Regions from separate parts of the Homo sapiens genome. Here all the other regions are linked to region 1. The links are chromatin loops, found by intact Hi-C in ENCODE. Cell type or tissue: K562. All regions are shown on one strand.

Region 1 (5,000 bases):
CTGGATTTCTGAGCCACACCTCTCTCCCTGCTATCTCCCCCTTCTTCCCCAGGTAAAGGAGAACAGACCGCAATAAAGGGCTCCATTGACAGGCCGCAGGGTGACAGCTATGGCAGAAAGGAGATGCAGGCCCTGCCCAGCCTGGAGGGTCAGAGGAAGCTCTCAGGTGCCAGCCTTCGGGCCATTAGCTCCTCACATGTGCCACACAGCAACAGGAAGAAGAAAGGAAACCTACCCATGGGCAGAGCCAGTCACTTTTCCATGTTATATATATTATTCCATTTAAAGCTCACATAAATTGAAAGGTGGAAAAAAATAAGAGGCAACACCATAATTACACTTATTGGATACAGACCATATGACAGCTACTGTGCCACGTGCTCTATACACCTTCTCTTAATGGGTCCTAATCCAGGACAGTGGCCATGAAGTCAATTTAGGGGATTAAGACCAGCATTTTAAAAAAGGAAACCAGCTGGGCGTGGTGGCTCACTCCTGTAATCCCAGCACTCTGAGCAGCCAAAGCGGGCGGATCACCCGAGATCAGGAGTTTGAGACCAGCCTGGCCAACGTGGTGAAAACCCATCTCTATTAAAAATACAAAAAAATTAGCTGGGTGTGGTGGCGGGTGCCTGTAGTCCCAGCTACTCAGGAGGCTGAGGCAGGAGAATGGCTTGAACCCGGGAGGTGGAGGTTGCAGTGAGCCGAGATCGCACCACTGCACTCCAGCCTGGGTGACAGAGAGAGATTCTGCCCCAAAAATAAATAAATAATTTTAAAAATTAAAAAATAAAAAAGGAAACCAATAAGGCTGAAACTAGATAGGAAATACTACAGAGTATGCCATAGCGGATGGGTAAGCATTGTTTAAAGTTTCACTTCTGGCCAGATGCGGTGGCTCACGCCTGTACTCTCAGCACTCTGGGAGGCCGAGGCAGGTGGATCACCTGAGGTCAGGAGTCCGAGACTAGCCTGGCCAATGTGGTGAAACCCCATCTCTACTAAAAACACAAAAATTAGCCAGGCATGGTGGAGGATGCCTGTAATCCCAGCTACTCGGGAGGCTGAGGCTGGAGAATCACTCGAACCCGGGAGGCAGGGGTTGCAGTAAGCCAATATCGCGCCATTGCACTCTAGCCTGGATGACAAGAGCAAAACTCCGTCTCAAAAACAAACTAACTAACTAACTCAATAAATAAAGTTTCATTTCTATTCATGTCTATTAGTCCATGTGTAATAGACCATAATGTGAAACATATCTCTCACTGCGGGCAGTGGCTAAAGTTGTGAAAACTTCCTTATGTGTTTCATAACCTACCCACTGAGGTAAGTTCAGTTTCTAACCTAATTTAACAGAAAATAACTGAAGCTACTTCCCCAACTTCATCTGTAGTACACACCCCTGCCACCATCCCACCCCATCACTCCTGACATAACAGCCTCATTTCTGTTCTTCTTTCCATCCCCAGAACACGTGCTATTCCTCAGCCCAGAGTGTTCTCCCCTCTTTGCACAGCTGGCTTCTTCCCATCTTTCAGGCCTCAGCCTGGGTGTCAGCTCCACTGCAGAGAGCCCTCCTAGAGCCCTGGTCTGAGTAGGCTCTCTCCTGCTCATGGCCACTCAGACATCTGCTTCCTTGTTTGCTGTCTGCCTTCCCCACTAGAACTGCAAAGACAGGGAGACATCGGTTATCTTCACCAACACAGACCTTGCTTCTACTAGAGTAGCTGGCACATAGCAGACACTTCACATTTGTTAAATGAATAAAGAAATGTCCCAGGTCCTCATGGTTAGCAAATGGCAAAGCCAGGATTCGCACCCAGGTCTGCCTGACGTGAGGCTTGTTCTCAGCACTGGCACTGTGCTAAAACTCAGAAACAGCATGTTGCTGCCCCAGTGCATGCCATGAGAAAGCATGAGTGCCCCAGCATGACTAACTCCTAAAGCCCATGCTCTCTCCATTATGTCGTTGGGATGGACATTGCAGCTGGAAGGATGAGTGGCTCACACGAGCAGCCTCTTGCAGTCAGCTGAGAACGTGGAGGGGATAAACGAATGAGGAGACTGCAAAACCTCCAGACTTGAAGAGGAAAAGAAAGTTGCCAGTGACCAGAGGAATACCAGAAAAAAATCAGCTGAGCCCATGATTTCTACTGTGGCCAGCTCAGAAATGAGGGGTGGGGGCTCCCCTAGGCAAACAGTATTCTAGGAAGGAGGTCTAAAGAAGCAGCCAGAGACAGCAGAAAAACTCAAAGGCACAACCATGCAGGGGGACAGAGGGCTGAGGCTGCAGGAACTGCACATTCAGGGCCCTCGGGGTGGGCAGCATTGAGTTGACTCCAAGGCTGGGACTGGAGAGGGAGGTCCCAGGCTCTGACTTAGCTGGCCTTCCCACAGAGGGGACAGCTGGAGTGGGCCACAGGACTATTTTGGCAATGCTGCCACCTTGTGGCTGTGGAATGCCCAGCCCACAGGAAAACAAATCTACACATAGGTCAGTTTGTGGGTTCATTCTTCACTTATTGAAAGCACCTAATATGGGCGACATGGCTCCAACCTTCGAGGACCTCACCCCTTATATCCAGGCAGTGACCAAACTCTCCTCTTTTCACCACTATGTCCCCACCCCTGACCCCAAACAAGACTGTGAGGGCAAGGATGGTATCTTACTCATCTCTGAAGCTACGGTACGCGGCATAGGGCCTGGCACATGAGACTAATAACAGCAGCTACTACTTAGTATTGTGCTCAGTGCTTTTAAGTACATTAGCGCATCGGATTCTTGAATTGCACCTATGAGACCTCCAAATGGAGATGTCAAGGAGGGCTTTATTTCAATATGAGCCCGGAGTTCTTGGAGAGGTCAAGGATGGAGAAATAAAGGTGGGCGTCGCCGGCATACAGATGGTGTTTTTTTAAAGACCAGTGCCTCTCAAAGTTTTACGTGCATATGGCTCACCAGGGAGTTGTGCTAAAATGCAGACTCCAGTGATTCTGTAGTCTGAAATGGGGAGGAGATTCTGTTTTACCAGACTCCCAGGTGGTGCGAATACTGCTGGTTCACAAACCACACTTTGAGTGGTAAAAATCTGGAACAGAGGTTAACAAACTATGGCCAGCTGGACCTCTATTTGTACAATCAGCAAACCAAGAGTGATATTTTCATTTTCACAGGGGTTGAGAAAAAGAAGAAGGAAGGAGAAGGCAGAAAAGGCAGAAGAAGAAGGGGTTGGGAAGGAAGATGGGAGGAAAAGAAGAAGAGGAGACAGAGACCATTTGTGCCTCACAAGGCCTAAAATATTGACTCTTTGGTTTTTGACAGAAAAAGTTTGACAATCCTGACCTCAAATATCACCCAGGGAAAAGCTATGCAGCTAAACAAGGGAGCAACCGGGCCCTGAAGCAAACCGCTGCGACTTCCAAATCCCCATCCCTAGTTTTGGTAGGAAAAGCAGGAGCGAAAGGCACCGCATGTACAGTCGGCCCTCCGTATTGTGGGTTCCATATCTGTGGATTCAACCAAATGAAGAATAAAAATACTTAAAAAAAGAAGGACATTGCGTCTGTATTGAATACGTACAGACTTTTCTTGTCATTATTACCTAAAAAACATGGTATAATAACTATTTACATAGCATTTACATTGTAGCAGGCAGGAGATGTGCTTAGGGTACATGCAAATACTACACCATTTTATATCAGGGACTTGAGCATCCACAGATTTTAGTATCCAAGGAGAGTCCTGGAACCAATCCCCAGTGGATACTGAGGGATGACTTATATACCAAGAAGGCAGGAAGGCCAGGGGCAGCGGCTCATGCCTGTAACTGTAATCCCAGCACTTTGGATCACCTGAGATCAGGAGTTCGAGACCAGCCTGGCCAACATGGTGAAACCCCATCTCTATTAAAAATACAAAAATTAGCTGGGCGTGGTGGTGTGTGCCTGTAAATCCCAGCTACTCGGGAGGCTGAGGCAGGAAAACCACTTGAACCTGGGAGGCGGAGGTTGCAGTGAGCCAAGAACGTGCCATTGCACTCCAGTCTGGGTGACAAGAGCAAAACTCCATCTCAAAAAAAAAAAAAAAAAGGGGCAGGAAAAGAAAAGATGAACTAACATCTGAGGCTCCCAGGTGGGTGGGGGTGGCCCTGGAGACACCTGGGGTTCTGAGTGGGAACAAGGACTTGTGGTGGGCCAATAACCCACTGCCTCTTTCAGTGCTTATCTTGGGAAAAACAATAGAAACAGAAAGGGCGAGCAGGGACTACCTCCACTTGTGTGCAATGCCACAGAAGGACTGGGAAAATAAAAAGGACAGCCTGTGAATTCCACAGGGTTCATCTGTCGGGCAGAACCTTCTGAATTTTGGCCAAGGGTGGGGAGGGTGGGTAGAGGGATTTCGGAAGGTGAGGGAAAGGGTGTGGCAGTAAAATAATAGCCCCTAGAGCCTGCAATGCAGGGGGCCACCCCAAGTTGTGTTTGGCCACGGTGCCTTCTGTCATTCTTCTGCCGCCCTGTGCTGAGGAATACATTTGCTTAAACGTCACTGCCTGAGAAAGGAAATACAGCTGTCCATTTCCATCAACTTGCACCAATTAATCTGGCTTTTGCTCAATGGAAGACAAGGCTGTTTTGCATTAAGTCATGAAAGGTTTGCTTGTCTCACCATGAAGTGTTCACATATTTCCAAAGGACAACAATAGCACCCTTTCATGGAGGGCAGAAAAGAATATCTATCAAAAGACTGTGGGGCAAGATATCTGCAAAGCCAGACCGCTCTTAAATGCTGGAGGGCAAACAAGAAGACAGAAGGATATGACAAAGTCACCATGTGCTGTAAAACAAATTCCAGAATTTGCTGGTTGGAAGGAATCTTTAAGGTCAACCAGTCTCACTCATGTTTCCAACAAAGCTGCCTACAAAATCTAACCATCTTGAGAAAAAATGCACATGTCACACCTGGCTTTTGGCATGGAATATTCTTTTTAATAAATTAAGAA
Region 2 (5,000 bases), 390 kb after region 1:
CCGGTTCAGAGAGCAAAGTGCAGGCCCATCCCAACAGCTGGACTGTCTCTGCAGGGGTTCTCTTTCTAATCTAGGTCCTGCCTTGAATCAAAAGGAAGGAGACTGAGCCTCTCAGAGGACCAGGAACCAAGCCAAGGCTTGACAAAACCAGCCTCTCTCTCTCTGCTGTCTGGAAAGGTACTGCCCACCACCCACCACCCCCATCACTCCTCTAAGATTTTCCACTGTTGGTCATATGTGCAGAGACTGCCAGCAGCTTTCATGGTGACCGAGCTTTGCTGAGGAGGATCAACACTTTCTCATGACCAAAAGCAATAATGTCTCTTGAAAAGCGGCTGTCACACATCCTACCAGACTATGACCAACTTATTTGCCTTTCCTATTATTAATGGTTGCCTTAGATCCAGCACCTAACATCATAGCAGCCGTGTTCCATGCGAGGTGTTCACTTACCCACTGGAAATCACAGTCCTGCTCTACGTAATCATGAATTTCAATATGCTAACAGTATTAAGCTGGCCAAGATAAACTTAACGGATTTGGTTTAGTATTTGGTGCCAAGAAACATACAGCTGATGAACCCAGCTCACAGTTGCACTGAAATCACCTGGTGTTTCCTTGCCTCTCTATCTACTCTGTCCTCAGGCAGGCACTGAGAGAGATGACCTTGGCCAGGCCATGCAGGAAGACGGGAAAATTGCTTACAGCTCTGACAGGAGCTGCACCCTGCAAAAAACAGCCTTTGGATTGTTGACTCACCAAACTAGCCAGTTCGTGTTAATGCAGCTGTGACACAGGATGGCTTTGCTGCCTCCTAGGTGGTGAGACAAAGGGACGTGAGGAGGGGGCAAAAGGGAACGCAGAAAAATACCTGGTTCATGCAGACCTGTGGGAACAGCTGCCAAACAAAAATTACTGAGGACATTTGTGAGGGTAACTGGCGGAGATCTTACCAGAGATTTGAACTGTAAAGGAAAGTGGTAAAGTTTTATTTAGGACACCCCAAGGCGGAGCTGAGCACGGTGGAAGGTCCAACTCGATTCTCGAATAGTAAGAGAACAAAGTATCTGGATACACTTCTCATGCTCATTCATCCTGTGCCATGTAATTGGGGTTCAAAACTAGGATGGAAAACCTAAAAAAAAATTATTAGTGAATGAGGAAGTGGCAAAAGAAAAAAAAATTTACTCAACAAAGACAAAGGTTCCTTGGGCACTTAGAATGCACTGGGCACTGTGTTAGGGGTATTGAGTGGACAAGAGTGATCACCAGCTTCCAGTCCAGAGAGAAGGGCAGATGTAGGATAAGGAGAACCAGGATGGACACCGAGCAGCAGGAGTTCCATGTGTTACAAGTTCTGTCCCCAAGGGCCTCTCTGCCTGAGGGTCTCCCGCTGGGACGGCCATCTTCGTTACCACTGCTCTACCTGCACTTGCGGCTCCCTTATGGAAGTGGGTATTTCTGGGCTCTGCCCTCGGAGAGTCTGCTTTCATCTGCATGGGGAAGGAAATCTGTATTTTTTTCCCCGGGCTCTCCAGGTAATTATGGTAAGCTGGGTCTGGAACACTTCCTCTCGTAGACTCAGGTTAGAAAGTTGCTGGGTGGTACAAAGTCCATGCTGAGAAGGCACAGTTGAATACATCCTGCTCTCCTGTAGGAGATCCTGAGTGTCCTCTCCTCTGGGAGCCAGCCTAGATGGTGTTAGGGTCCCTCCTCTGTGCTACACTAGTGATCTGGGCCCGCTTGCTTTAGCACAGTCTGTTATCATGCTGGCTTATTCTAGGTCTCTGCCATTAGGCTCTGAATTCCAACATGGCTGTTGTATCTCACTCACCTCCTTTTCCCTGGTGTTTGGCATAAAGGGTATACAATAAATATCTGTTGCTAAATGAGGGAGGGGAGCGCGTTTTTTTTGAGATAGAGTCTCACTCTGTCGCCCAGGCTGGAATGCAGTGGCACGATCTCGGCTCACTGCAATCTCGGCCTCCTGGGTTCAAGTGATTCTCCTGCCTCAGCCTCCTGAGTAGCTGGGATTACAGGCACGCGTACCACCACGCCCAGCTAATTTTTATATTTTTAGTAGAGAAGGGGTTTCACCATGTTGGTAAGGCTGGTCTTAACTCCTGACCTCGTGATCCGCCCTCCTTGGCCTCCCAAAGTGCTAGGATTACAGGTGTGAGCCACTGTGCCCAGCCACGTGATGATTTTTATGTATTTCTGAGCCCTGCTCTCCGGGAGAAAACATGGGCAGGGTGACATGGAAGAGGGATATCAAAATAGATATGCCAGGAACCACCATGCCACCGATGACAGGGCCACTCACTGCAGCCACTGGTGCAGTTTGGTGCCGTGACAGAGCTGGTACCGGCGCTCTGGTTACAAGATCCGCTCCGGCTTTCTGGGGGACTCTCCATTTACCCCATCTTCTCAAGCTCACTACACTTTACTTTTGAGTAGGAAATATGAAAAATTAAAAAGTATCTCAATGGGTCTTGTGGGAAAATGTCCAGGATTCTGACATACCTTTAAATTCTTAAAAGCAAAAAACTTTTGCTCTCTAAAATGTTACTTCTTTAATAGGGTATGTGGGTTTTTTTTTTACCCTCCCGACTGCTTTTAAGAAATGCCCATAATACAGCCACACTTTTAGAGACTATGAAATAACTGATGAGGGAGTAAATCTTTAATTTGAAGAGAAGCAAAATAGAAAAATACTCTGAAATTCTGTATGTCCCTTGAAACATTAAAGAAGTAAAATACTCTTTCTTTCAAATGGTTTCACTTTTTAAAAGTTTTAATCTGTACTTTCACTTAAGAACATGCATGTGCATGCATGGGGGAGTTTAAGGCGGGGAGCGGGGAAAGGCATAAATGGCTGGAAAGGGCACCTGTGAGTGAGGTCTGAAGACATGGGCTTTTTCCTACTCGCTCCGCTTCCAAAATCAGCGAAGCTCTACCGCCCTCTTGTGACACAGTAAGATGCTCCCAAGAGGCACGATCTGCTCAGATTGTATCAACCAAATCCAAAAACACCCCCATAGCCCACATTGAGACATTACCTGTACAAAGATTAGAATAAGAAATAATCTTGCCTTTTTTTTATTCAAAAGGATCACAAGCTTCACATCAATTTGGCTTCAAAAAGACCTCATGTCTTAAAACTAAGTACCGTGACATTTATTTTGCCATCTGTGACAGTTTCACGTCGAAAAAGCCTCAACATAAAAAAATTACCTTCAAAACCCACTGAGACATTCTCACATAAACTAGGATACTGCACAAACAATAAAGTTCTTTCTTCAATAGTCAATCTTTTCAATTTCATCCATGTCTTCAGCGTTGAGTTGCTTAATACTGCTGTCTAAAAGAACAAAAGAGAACAGAACTAGTCTCATGTCAGGGTCTAAATGGAACTTCATTCCATCCATATTTCTGAAGACAGTGATACCTCGTATAAAAAGCCTTGGTATAGGAACATAAGGAAGGAAGGGTGCCAAAATCACTGACCAATACTAACTCAAACAGCATCAAATGCACCAGACCATGGAATGTATGTATCTAGATACGCTGGGGCAGAGAAGGCCAGAGTGGAAGTGAGGAGAGCCTGGGAGGGACTGAGGCTCTTCTACTGCAGTCACTTCCTGAGACCAGGGCCTTAGAAGCTCACCATAGCGACAGTGGCCTTAACACATCTTCCTCACCCTGTCCTCCCCAGTTAGCCTAACACAGGGGCACTTAACCTACTTCCCTGAAAGGTCGGTGGATGTGCTACACTCAGTCTGCCAACCTGTGAAAATTATATTCCAAATGGCATGTGTGTGCCTGTGTGCACTTCCCTGGGGACAGCGCTTATTGCTTTCTACAAGGTTAAGTACCACTGTCCTGGAAGGTGTTCCTTCTCCCCTGCTCCCCAGCCACATCCATGGGCTTTGGGGCACAGGACAATTTGAACCATGGGACCTTTTGAGTTTCCATCAGAGAAATCTGCCAGTCCAGAGTTCCAGCAGGCCATCATCAGAGCCTGCCTTGTTTAGATGGGGGGCTGGAGGAAAGGTCGCGGACTTCAGAATTTAGGACTTTCCTGTTTGGGAGGGTGGGCAAGAGGAGGGAAAAAGCGTAAGTAAAAGAGGAGAACTGAAGAGAATCTTAAAGGATGTTACTACTTTGCTTAGGGAATTTCTTTATAAGATACGAAAATCTGCTTCTGTAATCTGCTCTGCCTTCACAAGATGTGAAATTCTGACTCCAGAATGAGTTATAACATGTAAATCTGAGCTCAAATTTTATTTTTTTGAGACGCAGTCTCACTCTTTCGCCAGGCTGGAGTGCAGTTGTGCGACCTCAGCTCACTGCAACCTCCGCCTCCTGGGTTCAAGCGATTCTCCTGCCTCAGCCTCTCCAGCAGCTGAGACTACAGGCATGTGCCACCACGCCCAGCTAATTTTTGTATTGTTAGTAGAGATGGGGTTTTACCATGTTGGCCAGGATGGTCTGGATTTCCTGACCTCATGATCTGACCACCTCGGCCTCCCAAAGTGCTGGGATTACAGGTGTGAGCTGCCACACCCGGCCTGAGCTCATATTAATTCTGCTTGATCAAAATAATTTTTAATTACCATATAAGCATTATTTAATCATCTGTCTCATATTAGAACCCTGGTCCTGTGAATTAGAAGCCTTCCAGCTCATGCATTCTGCTTCTACTACTCTCATGAGCCCCTGGACTCCAGCTCTCCAGCACACATCATCACTGTCAGACCGGCAGGTCTGTAGTTCATATTGTGAGGGTGGTGCTACTTACTAAAGTGGTCCTGGATTTTCATGAGCGAGGGCAGCTCATCTACTTCAATCATGTTGAAGGCAAGGCCTTTTTTCCCAAAGCGCCCCGTCCGCCCTATGCGGTGGAGGTAGGTCTCATAGTCCGGCTCCTCTCCTTGTTTTACAGGGAGATCAAAGTTCACAACAATTGTGACCTGCTTCACATCAATCCCTAGAAGAGG
Region 3 (5,000 bases), 410 kb before region 1:
CTTCCTTCCCCAGTTTGCCCTCCAGCATTTCTCTGAGGACCTCTGACTCATCCAGAGAAACTTGGATGGCCCTTCTGCTGCTAATGCTGCTTAAAGGCCAGCAGGGCCAAAAGCAGGCACAGCCAAGTGTTTCCAGTGCCCCCAAACACCCTCGTCCTTATATTTGTCTCAATAGCTTAGTGTCTGTGATTTGGTGAGTCATCTTTCTATGGCAATTTTTCATTTCCGTGCAGCCTCTTGGAGTTGGGTTCCGCAACTTGCACCTGCATGCAGCTAGGATCTTCAAAGAGCTGCTTCCCACTGAGTGAGCCCAGCCAGGGAGCCCCTGCCCCTCCCTCAGAGCCATAGCACAGAAGAGGTGGGTGTCTGGCTGCAGTTCTGGGTGGGCCCGCCTGCCTGAGCCTGAGGCAGAGGGCAGAAATGTGGCTGCAGGAGATGGAAGGGTGTGAGAGAGCCCAGAGCTGGGATGCAAGCCCTCCTCTCAGCGCAAATTCCGGTGATGCTACCTTGCCCAGGTAGGAGATCATTGAATCTCTTACCCAGAAAGACAAAGCTCTTGTCATGAGGCAAGGGATATTTTAACTTCTATCCATGAACCTCCCAATGAAAAAATGTAGAGTTCTGTCAAAACAGGTTAGCATATTAGCAATCACGGCTCACTACCATCTGTATTTGTTCCATTTGTGCCGTTTATGATGGTTATCCACATTAATTATTTCACTGCTAAAGTCCCTTCTAATTTCTGAACACTGTTATTTCTAAGAAAGATGGATATTAGATATGCCACACATCAGCGCAGGGTGGCATTACAGCATGCCATTAAGTTCAGATGCTGAGGCTCGGCAGAAAATAATTTTGCTATTTGTAATTGCAATAAAGTGTTTTATGTTGTGGCTCAACATGAAGAATAGCACTGATGGAAGCTGACTACTTAGTTTGGCAATGACTCTGAACTCATTAAAACAGACGAGAACCACTAGGTGGGGGTGACTGGCCAGCAGGAGGACAGAGATGAGTGAGGATGGAGGACAAGGTGTGTGGTGACAGCCATTCCCAAGCCTGGCCACGCCAACCTGCCTGAGCAGAGTCTACAAGGAACAGTTCCCCGCGAGAACTTTCAAAGCATCTGAGTCAATAGATCTAGGGTAATAGGGTAAGGCATAGCCAACAGCTGGGACATTCTATCACTGCTGGTTCACATAGCCACTTGTACAACAGTGGCACCTTCAGAGCAGTGACCACTGTCAAAGTACTTGAGTTTATAAACTATAATCACGCTTCCACTATTTCATTAAATAACATGACAGCCTTGGACGGGAGCTGTTATTGTTAGCATATCCAAGACACCATAGAATAATTAGCTTCTCTCCTAACTCCCAACCTCAGGCTTCCGAAAGGATGCCAGTGGGTTCAACAGCTAAAGTCCAGCGAGGACAGCCTTGAAGGTAAGGACCAGCGTGAAGGTCTAAGGAAGGCAAAGAAATCTCCCTTTGTGGCGTTCTTTGTTTTAAAGTGATGTTTGAGATGGTGATCTGACCTGGGTGAGGAAGAATCAAATGCTTCTTCCAGAACCCTTCCAGTTCAAGCACGTGTTCATCCTCCCATTGGTCATTCATCTGTCAAAAACGCACCAAATCATCTTGGATGCGCTGAGCTCTATGCCTGCCCTAGGCTCATTCCCGCCTTCCCAGGTAACCAGGGCAAATGAGTCAGCAGCCAACAAGCAGGGGAAAGGAAACAAAACAGGCACCCACTGCAAATAATGGGTGGATCCCATCTAGATGAGGTCCAGTATAAAATGAAAATCAGCTAGAAAGAATCAGCTGTTACTCTCCCCCACACTTCCCCCCCCCCCCAACACACACACACTCACACTCACACTCAGGCTAGTAAATACCTTCTTTGACTGATATGGCCAGTTTTCAGATGCATTTGGCTGTTTCTTCCAGGGTGATAGCTCCCCCTGGTGTTTGGAGGCCCAGGTTTTCACAGGCCACAGTGAGTGTCCCCAGGAATCTTCTGTGCTCCATCAGTATCACTTAGATGGGAGCTAGAGATCCATAAAAGTCAGTCCCTTCCTGTTTCCCTGGGATGTGGCTGACCTGTGTCATCTGAAACAGGCTTTGTCCCCTGAGCTCCAATCCTAACCTCCCTACAGCCTCAACGCTGTGGTTCTGGGCAAAGTTATTGAAACTCAGAGCACCCATCCCTCACCTATAAAAATGAGGGAGATAACACCAAGGTGGTGTTAGCATGAGATCAAATAATAATGAAATGACACCTAGCTCAATGCGTGACACCTAGCAGGTGCTCCATACATATTAGCTGCTTTGCTCTTCTTAGTTTAAGAGTTTCAAAATCTTGCTCTCCAGCTCCCTCCCTTCCTCTTTCTTCCTCCGCCTCCCTCTCCTTCCCAAATCTTTATTCTAACCTTACTCTTTCTTTCATAGCTCCCTCCTATCTGTTCCTCCTTCTCCCCTCCTGTCTCCCTATCACTCTCTCCATCTCCTTTCTTCTTTTTCCTTCTTTCTCATCACCTCCCACATTCCCCCTCACCTCCCTGTCTGCCTCTTTTCCCACACCTCTTCCTCCGCCCTTCTCCTGCCCAACCTCATGCCTAAGAACTAACATTGGGTGTATGGAGGGTACTCTCTGAAGATAAATTGCATCCTGTGCTAAGTCAGAGAGGAGCCATTTTTCCACTAGTCAATAACACTGCAGATTGCTCTTGCATTCTTCAGAGGAGCACCAAGGGCTTTTCTGCGCTCTTGACGGTGGAACACTGGCCTCTCTGCAACCGTGTTCATCGTGGATGGTGTTTGAACATTCTCTGTCTTCCCTCTTGCTCTTGTGCAGTCTCTCTGATGTTTGCCTCCCCCGCATTCTCTTTCCTCCTTTTGCCTGCCCTTCTTTTATTTCTAATCTCATTTTTGCTCTTCTCTTTAGTATGTTTCACGTGCTGTAGTCCCTTTTCCTCTTGTTTTTGATTTGCAAAATGGTCCACGTTCTCCTATATTCCCAAACTGCATTTTCTCAAGCAGCCTGCAATATTTCTTCCCTGTCACTGTAAAAGCTTTTTCATCTTCATTTGGAGCCATTTGCCCTGATCATTTCTTTCCTTAAGATCACAGTGATGAGCCCATGTGGTCTTGAGCTGTCAACAATCCCCAGGAAAGGAGAGCACTGACTTAAAACTTGCATTTTAATTTGGAGACCCCCTCAGAGGCTGGCCAGGGCAGAGCAGAAGCACAGCAACTGTCCCAGACCAGCCCTGGTTGTGCACTGAGATCTTTGGGAAGATCTGAAAGGAAGGAACCTGAAAATGCTGAATAGTTTTCTTCCCCCACAAAATAGATGGGGATAGCCTGAGTAGCTCAAGACTGTTTTTCTCAACTGATTTCTTCCTCTACACAGTTCCCTTGAAAGAGGAAATAAACAATTATCCGGTGGCAAAACAGAGACTCTATTAGTTGTCTGGGCATTGTCACAAGGTGAAAGTGTCACAGGCTTGCACAAGAACCTGATCATTAGGAGGATGGAGTCCCCAGCCATGCAGCCACACAGAAAGGTGGGGTGTGAGTTTAGAATCTGAGAAAAAGATGAAGCCTGAGTCTTCACCCTGTGGCTTGACGCCTCGGGTGCCTGGGATGGGGAAGCAGGAGGAAAGTTCATGTAAGTAAAACTCCGCTGATCACCCAGCAGGGGCCTCCTTCTCTATGGTGGGATTTGGTACATAAGCCCCCACCTCAGGCAGCTCAGGGATATCCCACATCTTCCCTCAAAGCAGACCCAGAGACAAGGATTCAAATGCAAGTAGTTTGTTTCAGGGGGCGATCCCAGGAAACCCTGGTAGGGGAGGGAGGAAGTGAGTAGGAAAGGAAGGAAAGACGCCAGTAAAGGATTCATCATCATGTAGATACCACTGTGTGCAACTGGCAGTCAGCCCACCGTGCAACTCTGGGACGTGGCATTCTCCCCAAGGAGAAGTGAGGAAATTGGGGCATTTATCCCCACCAGCCCCATACCTATCATGTGTAGAGGGCTGCCTCCCAGGGCGGAAACTCTCCAGCACATGCCATTTGCCCAAGACAGAATGAGCATGTTCCCAAATGCCCCCCATCACATCTCCGTGACTCCATCACACCCGCTGTCCCACAGAGAATCGCAGGCATTAGCACAGGTTTCTTCTGCATGTCTAGTTGAATGCTAAGGGGCTGTGGCCAGAGCTGCAACAGTATCAGGGCTCGGCCTGGGCCACACGCTCCCCTCTTTATGCTGCTCTAAGCCAGGGGTCTACATGCTTCTACAAAGAGCCAGAGAGTAAATACGTTAAGCTTTGCAACCAGAAGGTCTCTGTTGCAACTCCTCCATTGATTATGTCATTGTATTGTGGCAGAGAGGCCAGAACTGTGTAAGGCAGGTAAGGTGCTCTAGGTACAAAATTGAGGGAGGCACTGACTGTCCGGGCTGTGGCTTGTGCACCAGCCTGGGAGTGAGGGTCTTCTTCAGTATTGCACCCTGGGCACCTCCCTTTCCCCTCCCCAGCCCTGGCCCTATGTGATGCAAAAGCTGCTCTACCCAATACGAATGCAGAGGGCGTGGCTGTGTTCCAACAAAACCTCCTTTACAAAAACAGTCAGGGAATCAAATTTGGTCTGCAGTCCTTAGCTGACCTGCCCTATCTAGCCAGACTGGTCTTTTAGGTCCTCCAAGCACTGTGCTCCCCCTGCAACCCATTTTCAGATGCTGTTCCGTGCTCCCCACTCAACACCTCACCTGGATATTTCCTCCTCGCCCGTCAGCCTCAGGTTGAACATCACCTCTTCAAGGAGGTCTCGCCCACTTCTGGCCAGGTCAGATCCCCCTACGGAACCCCACACCCTCCACTCTCCCTCAGCACACTTATCACCATGGTAATTGCATAGTTGATTGTGTCATTTGTTGTTGAATGTCTGTCGCCCTCTGCAGAATGTACACTCCTGTCAGTTACCAGAGCCTGT

Evidence for each region. A loop is a pair of places that touch in the nucleus more often than their neighbours do. Peaks named below come from ENCODE experiments on the same cell type or tissue, not always from the same donor. Only the 100,000 strongest peaks of a DNase experiment are listed, where the experiment ranks them.
Region 2: it touches region 1 in a loop (6-fold over the local background); 4 of 110 quality-filtered maps call a loop at or near these places.
Region 3: a loop joins it to region 1, with 8 times the contacts of the local background. A loop is called at or near these places in 2 of 110 quality-filtered maps.

What each region holds. Positions count from the first base shown.
Region 1 is chr11:126,308,114-126,313,113 of GRCh38, reverse strand. The region is part of intron 2 of DCPS (decapping enzyme, scavenger); the gene reads right to left. Among named protein-coding and RNA genes, the nearest start is that of TIRAP-AS1, 6.3 kb to the right of the region's middle. RefSeq lists an enhancer at 1,627-1,696. In K562, a CTCF peak has its summit at 2,447 (motif pointing left); a DNase peak (open chromatin) is centred at 2,413.
Region 2 is chr11:125,921,181-125,926,180 of GRCh38, reverse strand. DDX25 (DEAD-box helicase 25) reads right to left here. Exons shown (of 12, transcript NM_013264.5): 11 at 4,802-4,990; 12 at 1-3,361. The coding sequence ends at 3,300. It overlaps DDX25-AS1 (DDX25 antisense RNA 1), which reads left to right. Exons shown (of 4, transcript NR_199024.1): 3 at 75-177; 4 at 646-2,762. Among named protein-coding and RNA genes, the nearest start is that of DDX25-AS1, 15 kb to the left of the region's middle. In K562, a CTCF peak has its summit at 2,967 (motif pointing left); a DNase peak (open chromatin) is centred at 2,950; H3K27me3 peaks cover 3,927 bases.
Region 3 is chr11:126,713,605-126,718,604 of GRCh38, reverse strand. The region is part of intron 1 of KIRREL3 (kirre like nephrin family adhesion molecule 3); the gene reads left to right. Among named protein-coding and RNA genes, the nearest start is that of KIRREL3-AS4, 63 kb to the right of the region's middle. RefSeq lists an enhancer at 1,817-2,111. In K562, a CTCF peak has its summit at 1,960 (motif pointing left); a DNase peak (open chromatin) is centred at 1,964; H3K27me3 peaks cover 680 bases.